Linked DNA regions of Mus musculus: region 1 is linked to region 2. A link is a loop called in an ENCODE intact Hi-C map of the cell type or tissue named here. Cell type or tissue: left cerebral cortex. All regions are shown on one strand.

The links. Peaks named below come from ENCODE experiments on the same cell type or tissue, not always from the same donor. Only the 100,000 strongest peaks of a DNase experiment are listed, where the experiment ranks them.
Region 1: it touches region 2 in a loop (7-fold over the local background); 4 of 42 quality-filtered maps call a loop at or near these places.

What each region holds. Positions count from the first base shown.
Region 1 is chr7:119,717,036-119,725,035 of GRCm38, reverse strand. Thumpd1 (THUMP domain containing 1) reads left to right here and starts at 1,417. Exons shown (of 5, transcript NM_145585.3): 1 at 1,417-1,514; 2 at 4,132-4,525; 3 at 5,735-5,909; 4 at 6,766-7,014; 5 at 7,967-8,000. The coding sequence starts at 4,295. In left cerebral cortex, CTCF peaks have their summits at 4,191 and 5,581; DNase peaks (open chromatin) are centred at 4,243 and 4,644; H3K4me3 peaks cover 1,720 bases; H3K27ac peaks cover 1,699 bases.
Region 2 is chr7:120,630,883-120,638,882 of GRCm38, reverse strand. It overlaps Uqcrc2 (ubiquinol cytochrome c reductase core protein 2), which reads right to left and starts at 3,694. Exons shown (of 14, transcript NM_025899.2): 1 at 3,561-3,694; 2 at 1,138-1,221; 3 at 886-1,035. The coding sequence starts at 3,593. In left cerebral cortex, CTCF peaks have their summits at 3,745 and 6,174 (motif pointing left); DNase peaks (open chromatin) are centred at 2,706, 3,672 and 6,175; H3K4me3 peaks cover 2,376 bases; H3K27ac peaks cover 1,253 bases.

The DNA of each region.
Region 1 (8,000 bases), 910 kb after region 2:
GAGGAGCTAGAGAACAAGGAGCTAAAGGGATCTGCAACCCTATAGGTGGAACAACATTATGAACTAACCAGTACCCCGGAGCTCTTGACTCTAGCTGCATATGTATCAAAAGATGGCCTAGTCGGCCATCACTGGAAAGAGAGGCCCATTGGACACGCAAACTTTATATGCCCCAGTACAGGGGAACGCCAGGGCCAAAAAGGGGGAGTGGGTGGGTAGGGGAGTGGGGGTGGGTGGGTATGGGGGACTTTTGGTATAGCATTGGAAATGTAAATGAGCTAAATACCTAATAAAAAATGGAAAAAAAAAGAGCAAATTGCTTGAGCTATGGAAAACAAGCCAGAGAATAGTATTCCTCCATAGCCTTTGCCTCAGTTCCTGCTTCTAGGTTCTTGCACTGAATTCCCTTCTTAATGGACTATAAGCTGTAAATGAATACACCATTTCCTCCTCAAGTTACTTTTGACCATAGTTATTTTTCCTCCCACAGCACCAGAAAGCAAACTAAGCCAGCAACCAATAGCAGGCAATAGTTTGCAATGTTTGGGGATCTATGGCACCACACTGGCAAACAACTCCAAAGAGGTAATTCATTTCTGGACTGCATTCTATTTGTTATTCTCCCCTTGCACTGCTGCTTCGTTATAGGGTATAATTATAAGGTATAATTCTCTCCTGGTACTCTTGCCAGACCAACCTCCGGGGAAGAAAGGTTTGAGGATGAAGTATAACCAACAGGCCAATTATTCAACCAATCAACCCCATCTAATGAAAATCCAATTAAAACTCAGGAGTGCATTCTGCTTAGTGAGCACAGGATGCTCCTGGAGGATGAAGAAGCTGATTCCAGGAGGACATGATACCACAGCCCTGCATTTCAGGCCCTGAGAGGTCTTGCTCTATGTGGTTCTTTATTTGGATTTAAAAAAGAAAACCTTTGTAACAAAATTATAGTAATATCTAGAGCACTTTTTGGAGCCCTGTGAGTTGTTCTTTTGAGACTCAGCCAACTCTTGGTGAGATGGGTAGATGGCCTGGGAAACTTGTAGCCAGTGTGTAGTTGCAATCTTGTTGGGGAATGTGTCCTTAAAGCTGTGGAGACTAAAGCAATCACTAAACAGTGTAAGAACTGAGTTGTATTGCAGTATTCTAGTGACCAACTCACCTGTCTGAGCATTGTATAACCCTTTGTTCACTTACGCCATTACCTCATGTCAGCCATGGATGTTTTGCTGGTGTTTGTTCCCCATCATATCTGGACACAATGTGTGCATTGTTATTCCAGTTAGATTTTTTTTTTTGTTATTTTACTCTCTGATCTTTTTCAGTCTATTTGGTACAGAGCCTATCTAGGAACAATCCATGTATATAGTGATTTCCTTTCTCCTAGTGACCTCTATTTTTGTGATAGTACCACCTTCAAAAGAAGCTTGACATGGCTCCAGAGAAATGCTCTCAGGATGTAACTGGTGGTACTGAACTTGATGCTTGCATCTGTTAAAAGATCAACTAAAGTATGTAACTATTTTATTTTGTTAAGATTTCTTTTATTTTAAAATGTGTGTGTGTGTGTGTGTGATATGATGTCCACATAAGATGGGCTTGTGGAGGCCAGGGGGAGGGTACTGGAGACCCCCAGAGCTAGAGGTATAAGGGGTTGTGAGCCACCTGATTCCCGTGCTGGGGACTCAGGTCTTCTGCAAATGCTGTGCATGCTCTTAGCCACTGAGCCATCTCTCTGGCTCCAGTTTTAAAGTTTATGTGAGCTACCAGCACTTCCTGAATTGGGCCGGTTCACACGGCACGTTGTTAAGTCCTCCTCATATCGCCAAGGGATGTGAATGGAAGGGTTTTATCTGGCAAATATTAAACCAAGCAAAGAGATTATTTTCATGGTTGTTGTTCAACTCATTGCTTTATCGGGACTATCCCTCTTGAAGGCAGTGTACTCGCAAACCAGTGTACTTGGTTTAGGTCTTAAGTGCCTTCCAAGCACCATGTATTAAAGACTTATTATCTTTATGTGATGCTACTAGGAGAGTGTGGAACTGTTGAGAGCTGAGAGAAATTAAATCTTGTGGTACAACCCTGTAATTCAGGATTTCAAATGAAGCCCTATCTGGTGCACAGAACAAGTTCAGACCAATTTGGAGAACTAAGTTAGACTCTATTTATGAATAAAAGTTAAGAAAAGGATTGGGATATAGCTTAGTGGTCTGGCTTATGCCTTTGTCAGATCCCTAGTACTAAACAAAGAGGTAAGGCTTAGTGAGATGAAATTTGGCCACTGAGCATGTGACCGCATGGGACTAATAGAAACTCAGACCCCACCCTAAACTCTGTCTTACCTTCTGGACACCAGGAGATGAGAATCTTTCTTGTATTGGTTCTTGTCATAATGTATATTGTCTCACCCAGTCAGAAGCAATGGCATCAAGTGGCTTTGAATTGAGACCTCTAAACTCTGAGCTGAAACAAATCTTGTCTTATGTTAAGCTGGTTATCTGGAGTTTCTTGGGTCAGTAACAGAAAATGACAACATAACTAATGCAACCAGTTGGTTTCCTGTGATGGACTGAGTTTATTCTTAGTTTTCTCTGAAATTCCAAGTTCTAGGCTTCAGTTTTCCTATGTGGGGACCAGGGTGTTAGGCTTTCCACTTAATTACTATAAAACACTAGCTGAGATCTATCTATTCTATTCTCTATCTAAGATCTATACTATACTATCTAAGCTATACTAAGATCCAGGTAGGTATGTCACACTCTATCTTCCTTTTCTTTTGTTTTCTTTTCTTCTTCTTCTTTTTTTCTCTTTTCTTTTTGGTTTTTTTTTTTTTTTTTTTTTGAGACAGGGTTTCTCTGTATAGCCCTGGGTGTCCTGGAACTCACTTTGTAGACCAGGCTGGCCTTGAACTCAGAAATATGCCTGCCTCTGCCTCCCGAGTACTGGGATTAAAGCTGTGCGCCACCACACCTGGCCCTATTTTTCTTAAACGGTTATCTTTTCTTCTCCCCTATTACTTGGATGAAGTTTGTAGGTAAACCAAAAGAGAGCACCTTTCATGGTTCCCGGGCATTCCCATCAACCCAGGGTTGTCTGGGCCACCTTTCCACTGGGCACTGACATCAGCCTTTCTTTTCCTAATCAGGAACATCACTTCTCCAATTAACCCTACTGTCATGTGTGTTAGGGTTCTAAAATCCAAACCACCCAAGCAGGCACAAGGGTCCAGCAAAGCATGATCTTTATTTGAATTAGGCAGCAAGAACCAACCAGTCAGGGACAACAGCACAGACTTGGGAGCCTAGTGCATGTTCAAATGTCCATCTCAGTAAGGATGTAAACAGATGACAAAATGTACTCAGGGTGATACTGATGGATCAGGGACACAGGGGCTAAACTGCATCCCTAAACCAGGATGTTTCAGAGTGTTTAAGCCCATGTATATGTGTGTATATGAGCACACCTGGCTGTTAGAGGACAGTTGCCAAGTTGGCTTCCCTCTTTTCACCATGTGGGGTCCTGGGATCTTCAGACTTGGGAGCAAATGCTTTTTCCAGCTGAGTTGGCTTGTTGGTCCAGAAAGAGGTTTTTTTTAAATTCTTGAGTTACTTCTACAATCCATCACACATTGTGTGTGTGTGTGGATGAGATAATCTTTTTGGAACAAAACTGCTTTTGTCTCAATCGTTTTGTTCAGAAGCAAGAAATGTAACGTTCCTGTCAAAACCAGGGGTATGCAGAACATCTTACCAATTGGTCACTCTCACATGTTAGGACATCCGTGTCTAACAGAGGCAAGGAGAAAGAGATGAATACAGTAGCTCTAGTATTAATATAGACACATTTTACAACTTAGTGTTTAATGCTCTCACGGTGCCAGGGTCTGCCTTCACTGAGTCCCTTCTGTTCCTCATGGTAATATGGTAGACTCCAGTGACTCCTGAGAAACCTAATAAGGACAATAAATGTCATGTTCTGCTGATGGCACGACCTCCGTTCTTTAAACAGCGACTAGCACGATAAACCTTAACTTTAAAACAAACAAATATGAACGGGTAAATAAACCATTTCTTTGTGAGCACGTTTTACACTCTGCTGGAGTTCAAAATCTACGTTTACGTCCAGAGCCCACTTGGAAGCTGTTGTCACTTTATGCGAGGACTGGGCGGCACCGGAGCCACCGGAAGGCGGCGTGCAGGACCGCTTGGGCAAACTGTCGCGTACGTGTGACGCAATCACCCCGCGTCCGCGCAGACGAAGACGCCAAGGAACGTGGATAGTAGGAAGCATGGCGACCACCGCCCAGCAGTCCCCTCAGCCTGTTGCCGGAAAGCGCAAAGGCAAATCCCAGTTCCTGCCGGCCAAGCGGGCCCGACGCGGTGACGCAGGCGGCCCGCGGCAGCTGGAGCCCGGCCTGCAGGGCATCCTCATCACCTGCAACATGAACGAGCGCAAGTGCGTGGAGGAGGCCTACAGCCTGCTCAACGAGTACGGCGACGACATGTACGGGCCGGAAAAGGTACGAGCCTTGGGGAGAGCGAGCCGCCCGTGGGCTCTTCTGGGGTGCGGAGGCGGCAGTTGCTTCAAAGCGCCAGTACAGTGCTTGAATGACCCCGCTTACCTTCCCGCCCCTAAAGTGGCTACTATTGCGGTCATGTGCCTGGTGGGCGTGGGCCTCCGGGCTGGCTCTTTAGGCTTTCTTGACATCACTAACGACAGTGACTCCCACGTCTCGATTGCCTTCTGTGGACCAGGGAGTGTGCTAAAACCCGTTCGGATGTGTACCTCTCGCGTCAGTGCGAAGTTGCTACAAGCTAAGATCTGAGATAGTGAAAGGGATGCTATTTTCCAAGTGCCCTTGAAAATACATTTCAGATCTCATCCTATGGCGGTTTGGCAGCCCCAATATTATTTGGCTTAGATCCCGGATACACCTGCACACTCTGAAGTGTGGAGAAAGATAGTGTAGCAGGCCCCACTACTAGAGAGGAGGGGGGCAGAATAGGAATTTGTAAAGGCTCCTTCAGTGTACACAATTATTTTTATTACCTGATTGAAAATGACCTTGGTAGGACAGGACCCTGTCTATGCTGGTGCCTCGTGCAAGTTCCCTTTTTGTGGAGCCCCTTTTGTTTTTGACAGAAGACTTTGCTGGCTACCTCAGGTTGGCCTCAGCTCCCCAGGTGTAGGGATTGCAAGCACCGGCCACTGCTTTGTGTGCTCTCTTTCTTATAGTGGGAGTAAGGGATTTTATTTAGTTCTCTCATACATTTGGTTCTAATCCTATCACAGCCACATTGCCTGCCTGCCACTATCCAGATGGGTCTGAAAGCATTTTCAGATGACACATACCACACACAGGGAATTAATTTATTTATTTATTTATCTATCTATTATATGTAAGTACACTGTAGCTGTCTTCAGACACACCAGAAGAGGGCATCAGATCTCATTACGGGTGGTTGTGAGCCACCATGTGGTTGCTGGGATTTGAATTTCGGACCTTCGGAAGAGCAGTCGGGTGCTCTTACCCACTGAGCCATCTCACCAGCCCGGGGAATTTATTTCTTAATGTACATTTTGGAAGTTGTATTTTATTAATCTAATAAAGAAATTTATTTGTCAACATTGAGACCTCTGCCACTGGGGGTTTCACATAAGTAGTTAATTACAGCATTTGAACATGAGGTGTTCTGTAATTTTTGCCTGTTGGTTTTTATATAAACAGTTTATAGACAAGGACCAGCAGCCCTCTGGAAGTGAGGGAGAAGACGATGATGCAGAGGCTGCCTTGAAGAAAGAAGTTGGTGACATTAAGGCTTCTACAGAGAAGAGGCTGAGAAGATTCCAGTCAGTGGAGAGTGGAGCGAATAATGTAGTCTTCATCAGGACGCTTGGGATAGGTATGTCTGACTGACAGCCCTAAGATCATCAATCCCATAGTATCTGGGCATTTCTGTCTTAGCAGATGCTGCCTAGACAACGGCTCCCCAGGTATAGCTGTTAATTATTCTGTGGAACGTTTCCACATTCCATCAACAGTATATCAGTTTCCGAAGGTTTTGGAAAGGTTTTCAGATGACACATACCACACTCAGGGAATTTGCTTCTTACTCCACACTGTGGAAGGGGTGCCATTTTAGTTTCCTAACAATGTAGAGTGGTGGAGGGTGGTGAGCATTGGGTAAGGGTAGGGACCTGGCTGTGCTGCATCCTTCCTTTAGTAACTCAAGGCAGAGTGAAAGCGTGTATTCTGTCTCAAAAGAGCAGCTGCTACTTAGTTCCAGGTAGTTACCATTTAGGAATAGAGGGCCTGATCCACTTAAAACCTGGAAATAGAATTCCTTTGACTTTCAAATGTGGTCACTAATTTGGAAATATTAGCACTGTTGTCTTGGGCAGATGTGTTAGTTGGGAAGTAGCCAGTGAATCACCGTGTCACACGGTGCTCTGTGTGCTGGGATTCTTTCCCAACTGAGAGCTGGACTTCTGTACTCCTTAACTAATGAATTAGGGCTTTAAGTTACAGATTTTGTTTTTGTAAAAATATGCTGTGTAATGCTTGTTACTCTAATTTGTATTACAAGAAGACAACAGTAAGGTGTTGTGGTTTAAGTTTGATTCCGAGACTATCAACATTTATATTTGGTAGGATCTTGAGAAATACTAGATGGATGGAAAATAAAAACAAAAAAGTCTTGTTTTTTCTTTTCTTTTTTTTCTTGTGTTTCTTCTTTTTTTTTCCCCTTTTTCTCTTAGAACCTGAGAAATTAGTGCATCATATTCTCCAGGATATGTACAAAACCAAGAAAAAGAAGACAAGGGTTATTCTACGAATGCTGCCCATCTCAGGCACATGTAAAGCTTTTTTAGAAGATATGAAAAAATATGCAGAAACATTTCTGGAACCCTGGTTTAAAGCCCCAAACAAAGGGACATTTCAGATTGTATACAAATCTCGAAACAATAGCCATATGAATAGAGAAGAAGTTATTAAAGAGTTGGCAGGTAAGTTCTCTTAGTAATTTTATATAGCCTGCTCTGGTTTATGCTTAAAAATTTTTAAGTTTAGTACATTTTTTTCTTCACCACATGTATCAGATCTAAGTAATACTGATATGTGAGGTAGATCCTCTGGTAGAATTCTTTGCAAATCAAAATTGACTATTTGGGAAGATACAGTGGCCTGCCTATACCCATGGGTGATTGGTCATTAGATCTCCTAGGGATACCAAACCTGTGAGTGCTCAGGTAAGTCTTATATAATGTTGGCTGCCTTGGTATAGTGTTTGCATATAACCTGCACATGTTCTCTTATATATTTTATACTATCTCTGGATTACTTAGAATACTAAGTCTGGTGGAACTTCTGTGAAAGTAGTTAAGTTCTCTTATGTAGAGATAATGAGAATTAAAATCTGTCTGTTCTTGTTAAGCGGAGATACCATTTTCTTTCCTAAGTATATTGATTCACACTTAAATGGGTTTGTGCACGTGAGTGCAGTGCCCACAGAGGCCAGAAGAGGCCGTCAGAGCTAACAGGTGATTGTTAGCTTCTTAGCATGAATGCTGGGAACAGGTGGGTCTTGGGCAAGAGCAGTGCTTGCACATTGCCTCTGAGTCATCTCTCTACTCTGCCAACTGTTGTCTAATTAAATGCCTCAAGGTTTCACGCATACTTATTTATTAAAAGCATTAATAGAGCTGCGTATGCATGCCCTTGATCCCACGGTTGGGAAGCACAGGCAGGCTGATTGCTATGAATTCCAGGTCAGCCAGTGCTGCATAGGGACCCGGTCTTGAAATAAAACAAAAAAGTATTAATGGAATTTGATTGTCAGTCACAAAGAACAGTGAATTTTTATAAACACTGTTTTAACAAATCCTGTAAGGAATGAAAGCCTTGTGTGGCTCCATCAGGCTTAATGTTATCCTTCCTTCTTTCCTATTTTTGTTTCAGGAATAGTGGGCAGCCTCAATTCAGAAAACAAAGT
Region 2 (8,000 bases):
GAGGACTATAACAAATTATCAATAAACACCACAGGCTAGGAAGAGGCAAGAAAGAGTTCTTCTCTATGGCAGCATGGCTCTGCTGATGCCTTGACTTAATATAGTACTTTCATTTTCAAGTCTTTAAAACTGTAAGAAGATCTATTTCTTTGAGCTAAGTCACCCAGTTAGTGTAAATATGACACAACAGCTTAAGGAAATAAATACAGGGACATTGCTTTCAAGCTTTTGCTGTTTTAAGACAAGGTTTCATGTAGTCCAGGCTAGCCTCAAACTCTTGATCCTCTTGTCTCCACCTTCCAAGAGACTGGGTTATAAATGTGAACCTCAACACGTTTATTTTTGTGCCCATGCACACATGCTCATAACAGGCCAGGGGAAACGGTGATGTGTTTTCTGCAGCTCTCTCTTGAGATGGGGCTTCTCTCACTGAACCTGAAGCTAGCTCTCTGAACCTAGCTGGTATGACAGCAACCTTACAGGATCTGCCTATCTCTGCTAAGGGTACAGGTATGCATGGCTATGATGGTTTCTTTATATGGGTGTTGTTTTGTTTCCAGACAGGGTTTTTCTGTAGCTCTGGCTATCTTAGAACTTGATCTGAAGACCAGGCTAGCATGGAACTCAGAGGTCTGCCTGCCCCTGCCTCCCCAGTGCTGGAACTAAAGGCCTGGGCCGAGACCACCTGGCTGATGCTGGTGTCTGAAGTCAGGTCTAATGCTTGCACAGCAAGACATTACTAAATCATTTCCTCAGCCTCTCCAGGTCTAATGCTTGCACAGCAAGACTTTACTAAATCATTTCCTCAGCCTCTTATATTTTATCTTCTCTACAGGCCCAAGATCACACATCATTTCCAAACACTACGGAAATAAAGACACTTACCAAACTAGATGCAAGACGTAGTAAATGTGAGGTTCCCAAGTTGTTGGAGTCCTCATATCTACTGCCTGCTTTAACGAACAAGCCGATTCTTGACAGAGGAGCATAGTTTTCCAGAGAAGCAATCACCAAACCATTTGGTAATTTGGTAAACTGTAGTTAAGATAGAATGGAGATGTGACCAATGCCTGTCTTTAATCAAGGAGTTTAAGTAAATTGGATGTGGGTTCCATCGAGCTGCTCAGTGGGACTAACCTCAAGATCCTGAGGCTGCAGAGGCACTCCTCCAGGGGCTGCTGAAGTTTTAACCTTCGGGGCAACTTTGAGGGAATAAAATCTCTAAAAAACAAAACAAAACAAAAGAAACAAAATAGTAACAAAAGCCCCCAAAGTCAGGTTATGTGTGCTCATAGGAAGAGTCCATTACATGTAAAAGGAAGGCATCAGCACTCCCACTCAACACAGTGGTTTCAGGTAACTCTCTACCCTCATGGGACGTTCTGACAAGTAACTCCTTCATAAGTTTCTTAGTCATTCGCTCTACCCAAGCCATTTTTTCCCCTGTAGATAGCTTTTCTTTTCTTTTCTCCCCTCCCTTTTTGAAAAAAAAGTTTGCACCATAGCCCAGGATGACCTTAAGCTCAGGATTCCTCTGGGACTAAGGTTTATACCACATGCCTGGCCTGAAGCATTCTTAAACCTGTGCTGATTTGTGATTTATACAGAATAATGAGTTCTCTATGAGCTTGGAAAAATACCTATTTTGTTGCTTTTAATTATTTTATTAAAATGTCAAGCGTTCCTTCTAGTAGTGATGATTTCAAAGTTTCTGGACAGTTGGATTGTTAACACTTCATAACAGATTTCAGCATTCCTGTTTCCTCCATTTGTCAGTCTTTCATTTATTTTTACTAAAATCACCTTCATCTCCTTGGTCACTTTAAGGATCGTTTCCCAGTGCCCTTAATGTCTGCACTACAGTTTCACCCTTTCAGGTGCTGTACTAGGCATATTCAACCAAGAAAGGGTCTTAGCTTTATTGAACAAATATCTACACAATCCTAAAATCAACAACAAATTCTCAGCATAATATGTAATAACTTGGATGATGGATCTAAATGCACTGACTTTACACACACATATACACACACACACATACACACACACACACATTATACACAATGGTATAAAGCTATTAAGATATTCCAATTATGTCTAGGGTTCACAGGATTACTAATGGACATGCAAGCAAATACACTTTCATGATGCTAAGATCCACTAAACATGTTGTCAAGTGTACCTGTAAAGTTCTATAATGCTCCTACTCGGCACTGCCCAGACTGCTGTATGCTGAACACTCAGTCAGTGCTGGGCTAATCTGGCTGCTGGTTTTCACCTGTTCATGGAATTACTACTTTATCCCTTCAGTCCTGCTTGTAAATTATGAATATAATTAACTGTGTCATTTTCATTTTAGTTTGCTGGATAAGGTATATGCAGCCACTTGTGATTTTTAGCTGTGAATTTTTAGCTGTGCCCAAGATGTAATTCCTGTAACATCCAAGTGTAACAGTCCACATATGAATAATCCACACTTCCACTTCTGTGCTTTTGGGTAGTGAAGTTTAAAATCTCCTGCTTCTTTTGGGTTCCTTTCAGGAAAGACTTAGATACAATTTCTACTTTGTTTTAATAACACATGGAAAGTCCTGCTCTCTAAGGACTGCTAGCAATTGGTCTGTCTAGGCACAAGGAATACAACTGCAGCCTAAATTTGTACAACACATATATGTAAGTATAAAGCACAAGGAAACACTATGCCCAGGCCTGGTGTATCACTGTCTAGTCGTCTCTCAACACAGACACTCCTGGCATTTCCGCGTTGTAACTGTGCTGTAGGGGCTGCTGTTGTATGGTTGGATGTCTAGCTGCACCGCTGACCTCTAGATGCTAGAAGCACTCTCTCAACAGGTGGTTACGAATAAAAAGCTCCGCATGTGACCGGCTAGTAGGGGCAAATTAGCCCTTGTTGAAGTTTAAATGCTCCCATTCTCATCTCTTGAAAACCACGATTCCAGCGTGATAACGTGCTGACACACATGAGGTACTCCTCTCCTCACCGCAAGTGACAACTACATATTTTAGGGCTAGTCTTGAAGAAAGATCAAGAGCCCCTCCTGGAGGAAGCCTTTAAATGGGACCCCGAGAAAACGAGCATCTTAAGGAATGCGGGGACTGAGTACTGACAGGAACGAAGGTGCCGGCACTGAGATAAGCAGCGCACCGCGTTTGTGAATTTAATAAACTCGCACGCATTGGGGAAACCGACGCCTCGGGATCAACCCAGGGGCAGAGGTCGTAGGTAGGGGAAGCAGGCGGCCCGGGTGGCGTTGGCCTACACCCTACCTGCTTCTCGAGTGACCTTCAGGAATCTCCCGAGAGCCGCTTCTCCGCCACTCTCCAGGCCACCCTCCTCTTCCGCTTTCCCCGCGTTAGCTCTCGGCTGCTCACAGGACCCGCCGAGCCTCCCAGGCCTCGGCTCGCTGGCAGCCCCCTTCTCCGCGGGGTTTACCTGAAGGGCAGACCCAGGCCTGAGGCCAAGGCCGCACACTCCGCACCCAGCTCCTGAGTGGCCGACAAGCGTCCCCAGCCCTGCCCCACGCACGTCCCATGCTCACCGAGAAGGACCCGGCCCTGCTGAGGAGCTTCATGGCTCTAGCAGTTGCCCTTTCCCACGGTCACCGCTGCAGACAGCAAAGCAAGATGGGGTCGGAGGACCGAGTTTCCCGGTGTGCACTGCGAGCTTGCCCACGCCCCCTTGTACCGGCGGCCCTCTACGCATGCAGTGCTCTACTGCTCCGGTAGGCGGGACGAGCCCAGCTCCTGGGGAGAGGCTAGAGGTCTCCCGGACTAGATTGCAGCTTTTGTAGGTTATCCTTTCTGAGTTCTTTTTCTGCAAAAGACATGCAGCCTGTAATCCCAGCTGCGTCTGCAGCCGTCACAGTCACCCCAGCCGTCTTGGGCCTGCCCGTGAGTCCTCGCAAGTCCGGGAGTCGTCGGCACTCCCTGTTCCTCGGAGGTCGTCCCTCGCCACTTTTACTGTAGTCTTCCCGGTACCGCGAACTTGGTGACCGAGTTCACAGAAACTGGCAGGACGAATGTCTCGTCGAACAGATCGACACACTTGTAGGTCTCCTTGCCGCAAGGAGATCGTCACCAGCAAGGACTCAATCTCGTGAAATTTTCTCGCGCAAATTTGCGCGTGTGTGTATAATCAGGGACTTAATATAGTCTTCTATTGTACTTAAAAATGTTTAACTGTTGGTGATACAGACATATGGCACAAATCATTCGTGTGTTACACTATGATTGAGACTAATTCGGGAACCACTGCTTTCATGAAGCCGCATAGCTGCTTAAAAATGTTTTTGGTTACTTTTATTTTTTTTACAGTCCAGTCGTTGCCAGATTCCCGGTCCGCCCCTCCCACAGTTCCTCATCCCATTCCTCCTACCCCTTCTCTAAGAGGATGCCCCCGCCAGGCCTCAGTACTCCCTGGGGCCTCGTTTCTCAAGTTAGGTGCCTCTTCTCCCACTGAGGCCAGACCAGGTAGTCCTCTGCTGTATATATGTTGGGACCTCGGACTAGCTCATGTATGCTGCCTGGTTGGTGGCTCTGTGTCTGAGAGAACTCAGGGGTTCAGGTTAATTGAGACTGTTGTTGGTCTTGCTATGGGGTTGCCCTCCTCCTCCTCAGCTTCTTCCAGTCTTTCCCCTAATTCAACCGCAGGGGTCTCCGACTTCAGTCTAATGGTTGGGTGTAACTATCTGCTTCTGTCTCAGTCAGCTGCTTGTTGGGCCTCTCTGAGGGTAGTGTCAGTCCTTGGAGCCTCCCCTTGAGCTGGATCCAAATTTGGGCCTGCCACTGAACCTCTTTTCCTTCAGTCTGTTCTCCATTTTTGTCCCTGCAGTTCTTTTAGACAGGGACGATCTGGGTCAGAGTTTTTGATTGTGGGATGGCAACCCCATCCCTCCACTTGATGTCCTGCTTTTCTACTGGAGGTGGACTCTATAAGTTCCCTTTCCCCACTGTTGGGCATTTCATTTAAGGTCCCTCCCTTTGAGTTCTGAGAGTCTTTCACTTCCCAGGTCTCTGAGGGTCCCCCCATCTGAGGGGGGTGGTTTCTATTCTTTTCTGCTGGCTCTCAGAGCTTCACTCCTGATTCTCCCTTACCCCAATACCTGATCATGTTCCCCTTTTCCTCTCCCTGTCCCCTCTCCCACCCAGGTCCCTCCTTCTGCCCACCCCCTCCTAATGCTTTCTACCCCTCCCCCCCAAGTGGGATTGAGGACTTGGGTCTTTGGCTTGTTAACCTTCTTGAGTTCTGTATTCTGGGTATTTTGTACTTTTTTGGCTAATATCCACTTATTAGAGAATACATACCATGCATGTCCTTTTGGGTCTCAGTTACCTCACTCAGGATCATACTTTCTAGTTTCATCCATTAGCCTGCAAAACTCAGGATTGTCCTCATTCTTAATATCCGAGTAGTATTCCATTGTGTAAATGAACCACATTTCCTGTATCCATTCTGTCATGGGACATCTCAGTTGTTTCCAGCTTCTGGCTATCACAAATACGGATGCTATGAACATAGTGGAACAAGTGCCCCTGTGGCATGGCAGGGAATCTTTTGGATATATGCCCAAGAGTGGTATAGCTGGGTCTTTAGGTAAATCTGTTTCCAGTTTTCTGAGGAACCTTCAGATTGATTTCTGAGTCGTTGTACCAGTCTACAATCCCACCAGCAATGGTGGAGTGTTTCTCTCTCTCCACATCCTCACCAACATTCACCTGAAATTTTGATCTTAGCCATTAGGATTGGTGTAAGGTGGGATCTCATGGTCATTTTGATTTGCATTTCCCCGATGACTGAGGACTTAGAACAGTTCTTTAAGTGCTTCTTGGCAGCTTAAAAATGTTAAATGAATGCAATCACTGCCCCGAAATTCGTTGTACCCTGAGGATTCTCTCTAGTCATTGGAACCTCAACATGCCACAGTTCAGGCCAGCACATACCTTTATACCTGTTTATTAAGGCCCCTTTATTCTTAGCTTATAACATCATCTGTACAGGAAACTGACCCATATAGCCTAATTGGGAAATTGTCTGTTCAAATGTGGCAGACTTCATGATATCTGCTACAAGAATAAAAATTTCATCATGTTTTAGAACATTGCAGATTTGCCTGTTTGGTTTTAAATCCAAGGCATGAGCACCATCTTCTGGCCAGATAGACCACTTGCCATGTGTCAGGCCTACACAACACTAACTGCTGCTTATATGGAGGTCTCTGCCGTAAAACTCAACACTATTGCAGATGAATATGGAGTCCTTGAAATTGTTTCAAGATAGAATTTGAAGACCCTGACCTTTATGGTTGAGTTCTCTTGAGACCTTTGTCTTTTATTCTGGTAGATTTTCACTGGAATCATTCTAAACTATCAGACAAGTTCAATTCATATTGCAAGGAGAGATCGGTTTTCTTTTTTGCTGACAGATCTATAGACAAAGCACCTTTCATTAATTCTTTGATTTTTTTCTATTTTATGGATTTCAGTCCTGATTTGATTATTTCATCCCATCTACTCATTCTGGGTGTTATTTCCTTTTCTAGAGCTTTCAGGTGTGGCATTCCATTGCTAATGTGAGATTTCTCCATTCCTATTATGGAGGCACTTAGTGCGGTGAACTTGTCTCTTAAAAACAACTGCCTTCCTGTGTCCCGTAGGTTTGGCTATGCATGTGTTCATTTTAATCCAACTATAAAAGGTTTTTTTATTTTTTTCTTGACCCAGTTTTCATTCAGTAGTGAGTTGTTCAGTTTCCATGAGTTTGTAACCTTTCTGATGTTTCTGTTGTTGATATTCATTTATTGTTTAATCTGGGGTGGTCAGATAGGTTTTAGGGTATTACTTCAACTTTCATGTGTCTCTTGAGACTTGCTTATGTCCAACTATGTAGTCAATTTTGAAGAAAGTTCCATGAGCTGCTGAGAAAGAAGGTATGTTCTTTTGTGTTTGAATAAAATATTCTGTAAATATGTTAGGTCCATTTGGTTTATGACATCAGTTAACTGCATCCTTTCTCTGTTTAGTTTTTGCCTGGATGCCCTGTCTATTAGTGAGACTCAGGTATTGAAGTCACCTTGTATCACTGTGAGGGCCAATATATGATTTTAACTGTAATAGGGTTTTAAAATCAGCTTTGGGGCCCTGGCTTTTGGTGCATAATGGTGGATTTTCCTTTGATGAGTAAGTATCCTTTTCCTGTCTCTTCTGATTAGTTTTGTGTTGAAGTCTATTTTGTCAGATACTAAAATGGCTACACTGGCTTGCTTCTTGGGTGCATTTGATTGGAGTAGCTTTCTGTATCCTTTTACCCTGAGGTAATATCTATCTTTGATGTTAATGTATGTTCCTTGTATGCAGCAGAAGGATAGATCCTGTTTTTCAAATTCCATCTGTTAGTCTGTGTATTGGGAATTGAGACTGTTGATACTGAGCGCTCTCACAGAGCAGTGTTTGTTGACTCCTCCTCCCTTTGACTTGCTGGTCTGGGATTATTTATTCCTGTGTTTTCTTAGGTGTGGTAACCTCTTCAGGTTGATGTTTCTTCTAGCATCTTCTATAGAGCTGAACTTGTAGATAGATACTGCTTAAATTTGGTTTTATCATGGAATTTTCTTCCTCCATTTACTGTCATTGAAAGTTTTGCTGGGTATAGTACTTTGGGCTGGCGTCTGTGATCTCTAAGAGTCTGTGTAGCCCATCTGTTCAGGCCCTTTTGCCTTTTAGAGTTTCCATTGAGAAGTCAGATGCTATTCTAATGGGTTTGCCTTTATATGTTACTTGGTCTTTTACCCTTGCAGCTTTTAATTTTTTTCTTTGTTCTGTACATTTAGTGTGTTTTATTATTATGTGTTGTGGGGAGTATGTAATTTTTTTTTTTTGTATTCTCTATGCTTCTTGAACCTTGATAGATATCCCTTAGACTCCTCAGACAGGATTTCTTTGTGTAACAACTCTGGCTGCCTGGAATTTGTTTTGTAGATCAA